2 separate regions of the Homo sapiens genome follow, and region 2 is linked to region 1. Evidence: chromatin contacts called from ENCODE Hi-C or POLR2A ChIA-PET data. All regions are on one chromosome and are shown on one strand. The core of a region is the stretch at or near the end of the contact, and the rest is flanking DNA. Distances in the headings are between cores, read along the strand shown.

Evidence for each region. A loop is a pair of places that touch in the nucleus more often than their neighbours do. ChIA-PET counts read pairs that join two places held with the same protein, here RNA polymerase II (POLR2A). Pooled maps may share reads with other maps.
Region 2: a loop to region 1 is called in a map of heart right ventricle, with 5 times the contacts of the local background. The contact joins two enhancer-like sites. A Hi-C loop is called at or near these places in 11 of 168 maps with a recorded cell type or tissue (Right ventricle myocardium inferior, cardiac septum, heart left ventricle and 2 more) and 11 of 50 pooled maps. POLR2A ChIA-PET finds 5 or more read pairs at or near these places in 4 of 52 experiments (A673, AG04449, GM12878 and 1 more).

The regions. Positions count from the first base shown.
Region 1 is chr3:61,807,027-61,811,170 of GRCh38, forward strand. All of the region lies in intron 2 of PTPRG (protein tyrosine phosphatase receptor type G), which reads left to right. Among named protein-coding and RNA genes, the nearest start is that of PTPRG, 250 kb to the left of the region's middle. Within about 2 kb of position 1,670, at least 13 of the 41 ENCODE cell types and tissues checked have a DNase peak (open chromatin) inside an H3K27ac peak, as active enhancers do; they include heart left ventricle and heart right ventricle, where a contact is called at or near this core.
Region 2 is chr3:61,846,062-61,850,205 of GRCh38, forward strand. All of the region lies in intron 2 of PTPRG (protein tyrosine phosphatase receptor type G), which reads left to right. Among named protein-coding and RNA genes, the nearest start is that of PTPRG, 290 kb to the left of the region's middle. Within about 2 kb of position 1,975, at least 22 of the 41 ENCODE cell types and tissues checked have a DNase peak (open chromatin) inside an H3K27ac peak, as active enhancers do; they include heart left ventricle and heart right ventricle, where a contact is called at or near this core.

The DNA of each region.
Region 1 (4,144 bases), core at 420-2,919:
TGCACCCAAGTGATTTATCACATGGACGGAGAGGACAATTCAGGATATTGTATTTCGAAAAAGGGAAAGAGAAGCCATTCAAATTCCTATTAAAATGAATTGCACTAGCTGTACATCATTTTCTAATTTCTGAGACGACTTGTAAATCACAAGGAGAGAGGGCATTCTACCATTGGTCAGGGGAAAAATGGGAAATTTAATAGTTTGTCAAAGATTGATAAGAAAGGATTACCACTCTGAGAGACCCTAACTTGATGAGCAAGTACATTTTGAAGTTCATCAGACGTATAAGCAGTTGGAGAGTTTAATTAAAGTTACTTGTCATTACTCAAGTTTACATCCGGTCTGTCTCTGGGCCAGCGTATATGGTATGCCAGTGACATTGTCAGAACTTAGTTTTGACCCTGAGAGCTGTGCGTTGTTCTTTTACTCCCTCTTGATTCCTCTTTCATCATGTAGAAGCTGATGTGTATTTTAACATTGTGGTCAATTTGGTGACAGAGGTCTTGATCAGTGCAAGTTCCAGTAGTTAGCTGAATTTTATATTTTTCTTTATTTTTTAGCTGATAATGATTCAAGTTGTTGGAATAATCTAAGACTGCTAGAAAATAACATATATACACATATGTACACTTGTGTAAATGCCATCTTGATAACAGAATCATAAATGTGTTCATGTAAGGGTATGTGTGTGTACGTAAATATGTATTATTGAATCGTATTGGGATGATTTTTTTTTGCCCTTTCAGATGTCAAATTGTATATTGAGACTATTTATTCCATTCTTATAAGCAAAGCCCTTCCTTTCCCTCTTGTTCCTGCAAAGCAGCTCAGAGAATGACTTTTAACTGGGCAACCATATTTTTGATCTTCTGCAGAGCTAGGAGCACTCTGACATATGGTTCAACAAAGGCTCGCAGACCGGGGCATCCAGTACTTGTGGTGCTTCTGTTAACGCCTGTTTATCAGATTATTGAAGGGCAAGCTGCTTTCCTCAGAACGTGCTTGCTCTCCCTGACTCTGTGTAATCCTATCCAGGCACGGAGCTGATATTGTTATACAAACAAAACTCAATAGGCATTACTGAAATCCAGAGAGTGGATTCTTTAGGATTGGACCTTTTGTGTGTGTAACCACATTTGAAGGAGACCTAAGAATCATCATCTGGAACTTTTTAAAATTGCAGTTACTGGAAACTAAAGCCAGAAACTAGGAGAAAACCCTCCGATTTTTTGTTTGGTTATTTTTAAGTGGAGAAGTTACAAAGGTGTTAGCTGTTAAGATGTGGAGTGAACTGGAATCCAGTGGCTCTCAAATCTTGCAGCTCATCAGAAACCCCTGGTGAACTTTGTACGTGGCACTCACCCCTATTCCTTAACTGTGAAATCTATACATTTTTTTTTCATCCACCCCAGATAAATCATATGTAGGTGGGCTCTTGGTCCAGTTTGGGAACCCGTAAAAGAAGTTATCAACCTCATCATAACCTTCCCAGGCAGGAATCAATTTCTTTGAATATAAGCCATTCAAATTCCATAATATGATACTGGCTCTAAAGGCACATTTAATTATGTAGGACACACCATCCCTTTCGCAAAATCGCACAAAGATTTCAACTTAGGCCTAAAATCTTTGGCACATACGTTGCACTGGGCACGGATCCCTTGGCCTAGATAATACTGAATTAAACTCCTCCCTTTCCTGCCCTCCCACACAGAATTTGGCCAGAGAAGCTCAGTGAAGGTTATTCTTAAACCCATCCCCGTTGTTCAAATCTGGCAGTAAAAAAGGCTTTACAACTTGGGTCAACTCCTAATGGGGCCTTTTGATCCAAGTGCTTTAAAGTTTAGACCTTTTGTATCTTTGTTGATAAAAACTGAGGTGTAGTATACCATTAAAATTTTTAAAAAATTATTTCTACTGAACCTGTTGGATTTAATCTGTTTTTGCTATCTAGTAGGCTTGTGACCTTGAGCAGATGACTTAACTTTGCCACATTTTTTTCTTTTCTTGTAAAATGGGGGTAATATAATCCATAGAGTTATCATAAGAATAAGTAAAAGAATGTGTAAAGTGTTAGTTCACTGCCTTCCACATAGTGAAGGCCCAGTAACTGTTGTTTCTTATTATTATCACGGTGGGGGAGGTTAGTGGGGGAAAGTTACAAAATGAATAAGCAGCAGACTTTGCCTTAGTCAAGAGCTTGCATCCTCAAATTTGGAGTAAGGTATAATTATATTACCATACTAGAAGTAGGAAGGATTAAAAGAAGAAAATAAAGATGCACTCTTTTTTCAGAGAAAAATGTGATCACTGATGGCTTTTTGCTGCATCTTGAGGGGAGACATTGCCCATGAAACAGTTTTCTGAGCTGAGCCCAGAAGAATAACCCTAAAGGAGTGGGACAGATAGAAAATCCAACTGGAAGAGGAAGTGGTATGGTGTACTAGTGTCTGACACACAGAAGATACCCAAGAAATAAGGGTTGAAAAACATGAGGCTTTATGGAGAGAAACTTACATTTGAGTTCTGATCCTGTTAATTTCTGTAAAATAAGTATTATAACACTGACCACATAGGGGCCAGTGTGGACAGTGAATACTATATGTCATGTACCTAGCAGGTTATCTGGCACGTTGTAAGCTTGAAAAGAAAATAATATAGTTATTCTGTATTAATATGAAGGGGAATAGAAAGACATAAACTTGAAACATAAATGTGGACCAGATAATTAAGGCATTTGAATCCTGAACTAAGGAGCTTAGATTTTATTCACTTGACAGTTGAGAGCCACGGAAGCTTTTTGAGCGGGTGCACAGCTATTGAAGCTCTGTGCTCTCTTGATTTCAAGGTGATTAAGCAGAACAGTTTTCCCCCAGCTCCTGTATCAGGGAGGCAGAGCTTTCCCAGAAGTCCCATTGCATACTTCACCTCAGGTGTGTTCTTGGAATTGTGGCCATGCCCACCTTATAGCTGCAATGGGGGGCTGGGAAACTGTTTAGCCTGTTGAGCCTCTGTAGCTGGAAGTGGGCTGTGCCTGCACAGCCTAAATGGCTTTTGGTCTGTGGCCAGGAAGCCAGTGATACTTGCAACTGTGAGCATAATAGCATGTTGGAGGCCAAAGTGTACTCTACAGGGAGTGCAGGATAAAATAAGAACAATACGACTGGTACAGAGAATAGAGGAAAGGGTAGAGGTTTGTATGAAAGCTGGCAAATTCAGTTCTAGACCAAAAATGAGTTTAGGGTGCAGGTAGGATATCCAGGAAGAAGTGATGCATGGGCAGGAGTAATTTAGGATTAGAGTGCAGGACTGAAAGTATTGATCAGTGAATCATTGATTTGGAAGATGACAGTAAAACCCTAAGAATCTGAGGTAAGGAAGGATGAGAGAGGAATGGACAAGAACCAGATAACAAGCTTAAAGGAATGATTTCTTTTTAGGTGCCCTGTATAAGCAACGACAGTGCGAAGGGATACCTTATTTAGCATTGTTTAAACCTCTTTATCTGCTCCATAGGCATATGACCTCAATAAAGGCAGCAGTGTGTTTATGATGCAGACCCAGCTAGAAGACAAGTTCCCAGGTCTGGCTACCCACCCCTACTCTTGGCCACCCAACTCCTACCTCTTTTGGACAGATTTCTCTTCTCAGCTCTGTCTGTGTAATGCAATTGTCCCTACAATGGCCTTTGACAGAGAAGTCATGGAGATCCAAAGAAACTAATTAGAATGAATAGGCATTTTTTATAAGTAATTCGGGACAAATGGAGAATCCAGTCCTTAAGAAGGGTTGTAATGAGGGTAGCTGAATTTGCTTTTGTGGGCTTTTACTTTAGCGTTCCACCATCAAGGTGACATCATATGATGTAAGAATGAGTATCTGATTGGCTACCTGCCAGCCAATGAGGGTTCCCCCTTGCCTACCTGTGTTGGGGAGTGCAAGGCTGTCACCAGGAGGGCAGGTTAGGGTGAATGTGGCAGCCCAGGTGAGGTAGACCTGATGATTGTTCGAATGTGACACTTTCTCCCTGTCATAGCCCAGCAGCCCCTTTAGTTTGTGACTCTGCTGTGCCTCCCAATTAGGCCTGCTGTGGACATCTCACTTCTGGCTGAACTTTGGGCTGGGTTTTGTGATGCTCTTT
Region 2 (4,144 bases), core at 725-3,224, 39 kb after region 1:
CAGCTTGCTCATCCATTAAATAGGGATAATAATAGTAATTATTGTGAAGATTAAAGAAGATCTGCCTAAAGCACTCACTACGGTGTCTAATCTCTGATAAATGCTCGAAATATTTGATTTGCTGTATTTTATTATTTATACCTGTAATTTAAAAGAGACAATTATTGTTACATTGTTAAGGCTTAAAGCTACAATAGCAAGTAATTAATTCGTACAATAGCAATTAATATCCGAGTGATGAATTGTCTTCCTATAAGAAGCAGCTAGGAATGTAGTCATCCATGTGACGGTTGCAGGTCCTAGGGTGGTTTCTTATTTAAATTGTAAAGGAAACAGCCACTGGGGCAGCTCAAGAAACAGGCTTCAGAGTCAAAAAAAACACCCATCTGGATTCCCTTCCTGACTCTGAGGCTCATTGACCTTGAATAAAGTACCTTATTTACCTTCTCTGAACTTGGGCTTCCTCCTTGGGTAACTGGTGGCACCAGTGCCTTCTATGCATAGAGCTTGCCACAGTACCTAGAACACAGCAAGCTCTTGGTAAAAGCACAGTGAAAGAGAGACAATATTTTTATTGGGCGTGGTGGCTCATGCTTGTAATCCCAGCACTTGGGAGGTTGAAGTAGACAGATCACTTGAGCCCAGGAGCTCAAGACCAACCTGGGTAACATGGCAAAACCCCGTCTCTACTAAAAATAGAAAAATTAGCCAGGTGTGGTGGCACATGCCTATAGTCCCAGCTACTTAGGAAGCTGAGGTTGGAGGATTGCTTGAGTCCAGGAGGTGGAGGTTGCAGTGAGCTAAGATGGCACCACTGCACTCCAGTCTGGGTATCAGAGCTAGACCCTGTCTCAAAAAATAGAGAGAGAGGGACAATATTTTGCGACTGTGCTGTCTAGTACAGTAACCACTAGCCACATGTGGCTATTCACATTCAAATAGATGGAAAAATAAAATTAAAAATTCAATTCTTCGGTGTTTGGAGTGGAGTTGTTTCCCCTTTCCCCCAGTCATATGTTGAATTCCTAACCCCTAGTACTTCAGAAAGTGACCTTCTTTGGAAATAAGGTTGCTACAGATATAATGAGTTAAGATGATGCCATACGGGAGTAGAATGGGCACCTAATCCAGTATAACAGGTGTCCTTATGTAAATGGGAAATTTGGATGGAGATACAAGCACACGGGGAGAACACCACACAAATGTTAAGGCATGGATCAGGGCAAGGCATCTACTGGCCAAGGAACCCCCCGAAGATTGCCATCAGCCCACGGGAAACTTCAAGAGGGGCATGGAGTAGATCTTCCCCTCATGGCTCTGAGAAGGGCCCAGTGCTGCTGACACCTTGATCTTGGACTTCTGCCCTCCAGAGCTGTGAGACAACAACTGTTGTTTTAGGCACCCAGTTTGTGGTGTGTTGTTATTAGCACCCCAGGACACTCATGCACTCAGTCTCACCGGCTGTATTTTGAGGGCTCAGGAGCCAGTGTGGCTACCATCTTGGACAGCGAGGACACTGAACATGGCTATCACTGCAGAAAATTCTAATAGACCTCCCTCCTTCGGGGATTCCAGGTTGCTCATTGCTCCAAAAACTCAAGCCAAGAAGATAGAAGAGGTTCAAATGATTGTATGAAGCATGTTCTTTGTCTGGAAATCCAGAACAAAACAAATAAATGATCTTTGAAAAAAAAAATCTCTGCCTTAAAGTTGGGCTGGTCAACATGTCCAGATATTCACAGAGACTTCCTGTTCTGGAAGAGATGCAGACAGAGGCTTAAGACAGCCTTCTGTCCTGTGACGGACGAATTTCTGATTCTGCTTCCACTGTTAAACTCTTACATAATTGCATTCTATATAGAGAGCTTCCCTTTGGATCCAGCTTGCTTTTCCCCTTGTCTTCTTCCTCAGACTTTATGAAAGTATTTGCAGAGACGCCTTGTCCCCTGCCATGAGCTGTAAATACTTATGCAGATGAAGGGTTTGTTACTCTAGTTGATGAGTGTTAGGGAACCTGGAGCCTTTCCTGGTTTTGAGCTGTGGCTGAGGACGTAGGCAATTCTCATGCACACTTTGCATTGGCTGAAGTGCATGTCCTGGAGTGCCTCATGCTACAGGACTGGCAGTGAAAAGCCTCTTAGGCTTGGGGTAGAGGTGAAAACCTCCCTCCATGTTTGCACTCTCTCTCGCCATGCCCCCACCTTCACGCGTGGTTGTGACTGCTGGGTGGGGCTGAAGTCACAGCCTTGCTGCAGTCTTTGCCCTAGGCAGGCTCTGTATGATCTTTGGTCAAGGGAAAGCACTTTGTGTGCCTGACCTCTGAGCAGCCCATTTTGGCCCTGAAATCCTCTGTTGGCAAACTTCACATTCAGTGAGTCAGAATTAAAGGAAAATGCTGAAGGAACATTTGCATTTTTTATCTTTTCCAAGTTAAGGCTGTTCTTTTCCAAAGTGGAGTTATACTTTAGAGTATCTTAATATATCTTATAGCAACTCATCAGGTCTTGCAAATGTATTTTATCTTTTCATATTAGAATTATTTCAGACTATTTTTATTCATTATGCGTTTTGTTAAACCAGGTTGTTCCTATAATGAACATGGAATATAAAGACTTGCTCTTCCCTAAATTGCTCAGTATACTATATCTTGAGTCGTCTTTATGCTCAATCTAATGCTTTATTAAAGGAGAAGACACACCCACACACATGTATACATGTGTAAAATACCTGTACTGTGCTCCTACTATGTGTCAGGCACTCTGCCAAGCACAATGCACTTGTTTTATTCCTTACAATAAATCTCATAAAGAGGCAGGTAATTCAATTCATCTTCACATTATAGTTGAGGAAACTGAAGTTCAGGGAAGTCAGGCCATCTGGCTGGAGAACAGTTTGATATCACAGCAAAAGTTCCTTCCCGGAGTGTTTGTGAAATAATGATTTCATTAAACATTGTTCAAACCTAAATTGCGTTTGTTCTTGCAGTCTTTGGAGTACACTGGGCCTTTTGCAGTTGGGACAAACCCATTTCCTCTCTCAGTGGGAAACACTCCAAGTATTCCTCTTGAAACAAAACGTCAAAGATTATTTTTGCAGACTTCTGTGGAGTCATTTTTGGACAACACCCTGGAACAGGAAACCACAGTTTCTCCTAAATTTGTACAGGATGGAAATAGATAACATTCTTCATAAAACCATGGCCACAATTAATGCTTTCAAATCAACATAATGGTGGATGGTTTGTTTTTTGCATTTCTTACCTGAATAGATTATGGGAACCTGCAGCATGGGAAATTTCATGAATAATTTTACAGGGTTTTATTTTATAAACTGGAAATGCGGTGAAAAGATATGTGTAGGTGATGAAAAAGAGTGCTATAGGATTCAACGTATTTGAAAGCTCTCCCTGAAAGATGGATTTGAAATAAAACAGAGTCTCGCACCCTAAGTTATGGGAATGAGATTTACGCTCGCTGACTGAAGCCCAGGTGCTGCTAAAGGTTAATTAGTGAGAGAATGTGATGAACTTAATGAAATAGGTGATGATGCAGTGTGAGGGAAGCCCACACAGTCATCAAAAGATAAATGCACTGAGACATTGTATTTTTCTTTTCTTTGCTACAGAGGAGTAGCAACAACTACACATAGAACAAATCCAGAGGAGTAGCTACAGCTACACATAGAACAAATCCTGCGTATACCCATAGCAGGTCCGGAAGGACTGGGGTGCTTAACTACAGACTTTGCTGGGAGCCATCGTTCCATAACTGCTGAAACTCCTTTTATTTTAGGTCTGTTTCTGCGAAGTCCTGATAGCTGAGTTGACTTAAGAGGAGTTGGACTAAATTTTTAAGGCTACTTTATTTTTATGATTGATTTTTAATTATTCTAAGCAATACATAGTTATTTTCTCTGGGCGAAAAGTTGAAATGTTTCATACAAACCTCATTTCCTTGTTTCCTAACCCCAGACCCTTCTCCCCTTCTTCTCAAATAAAAGCTAGCACTAGTTTTGTGCATATACTACTAGTTTGCTTTTAACGTGTATGTATGTTTATATTTTCTTAGGAAATATTTAATATCCTGTTCTTTTATTTATTTATTTTTATTTTTTATTTTTGAAACCGAGTCTTGCTCTTTCACCC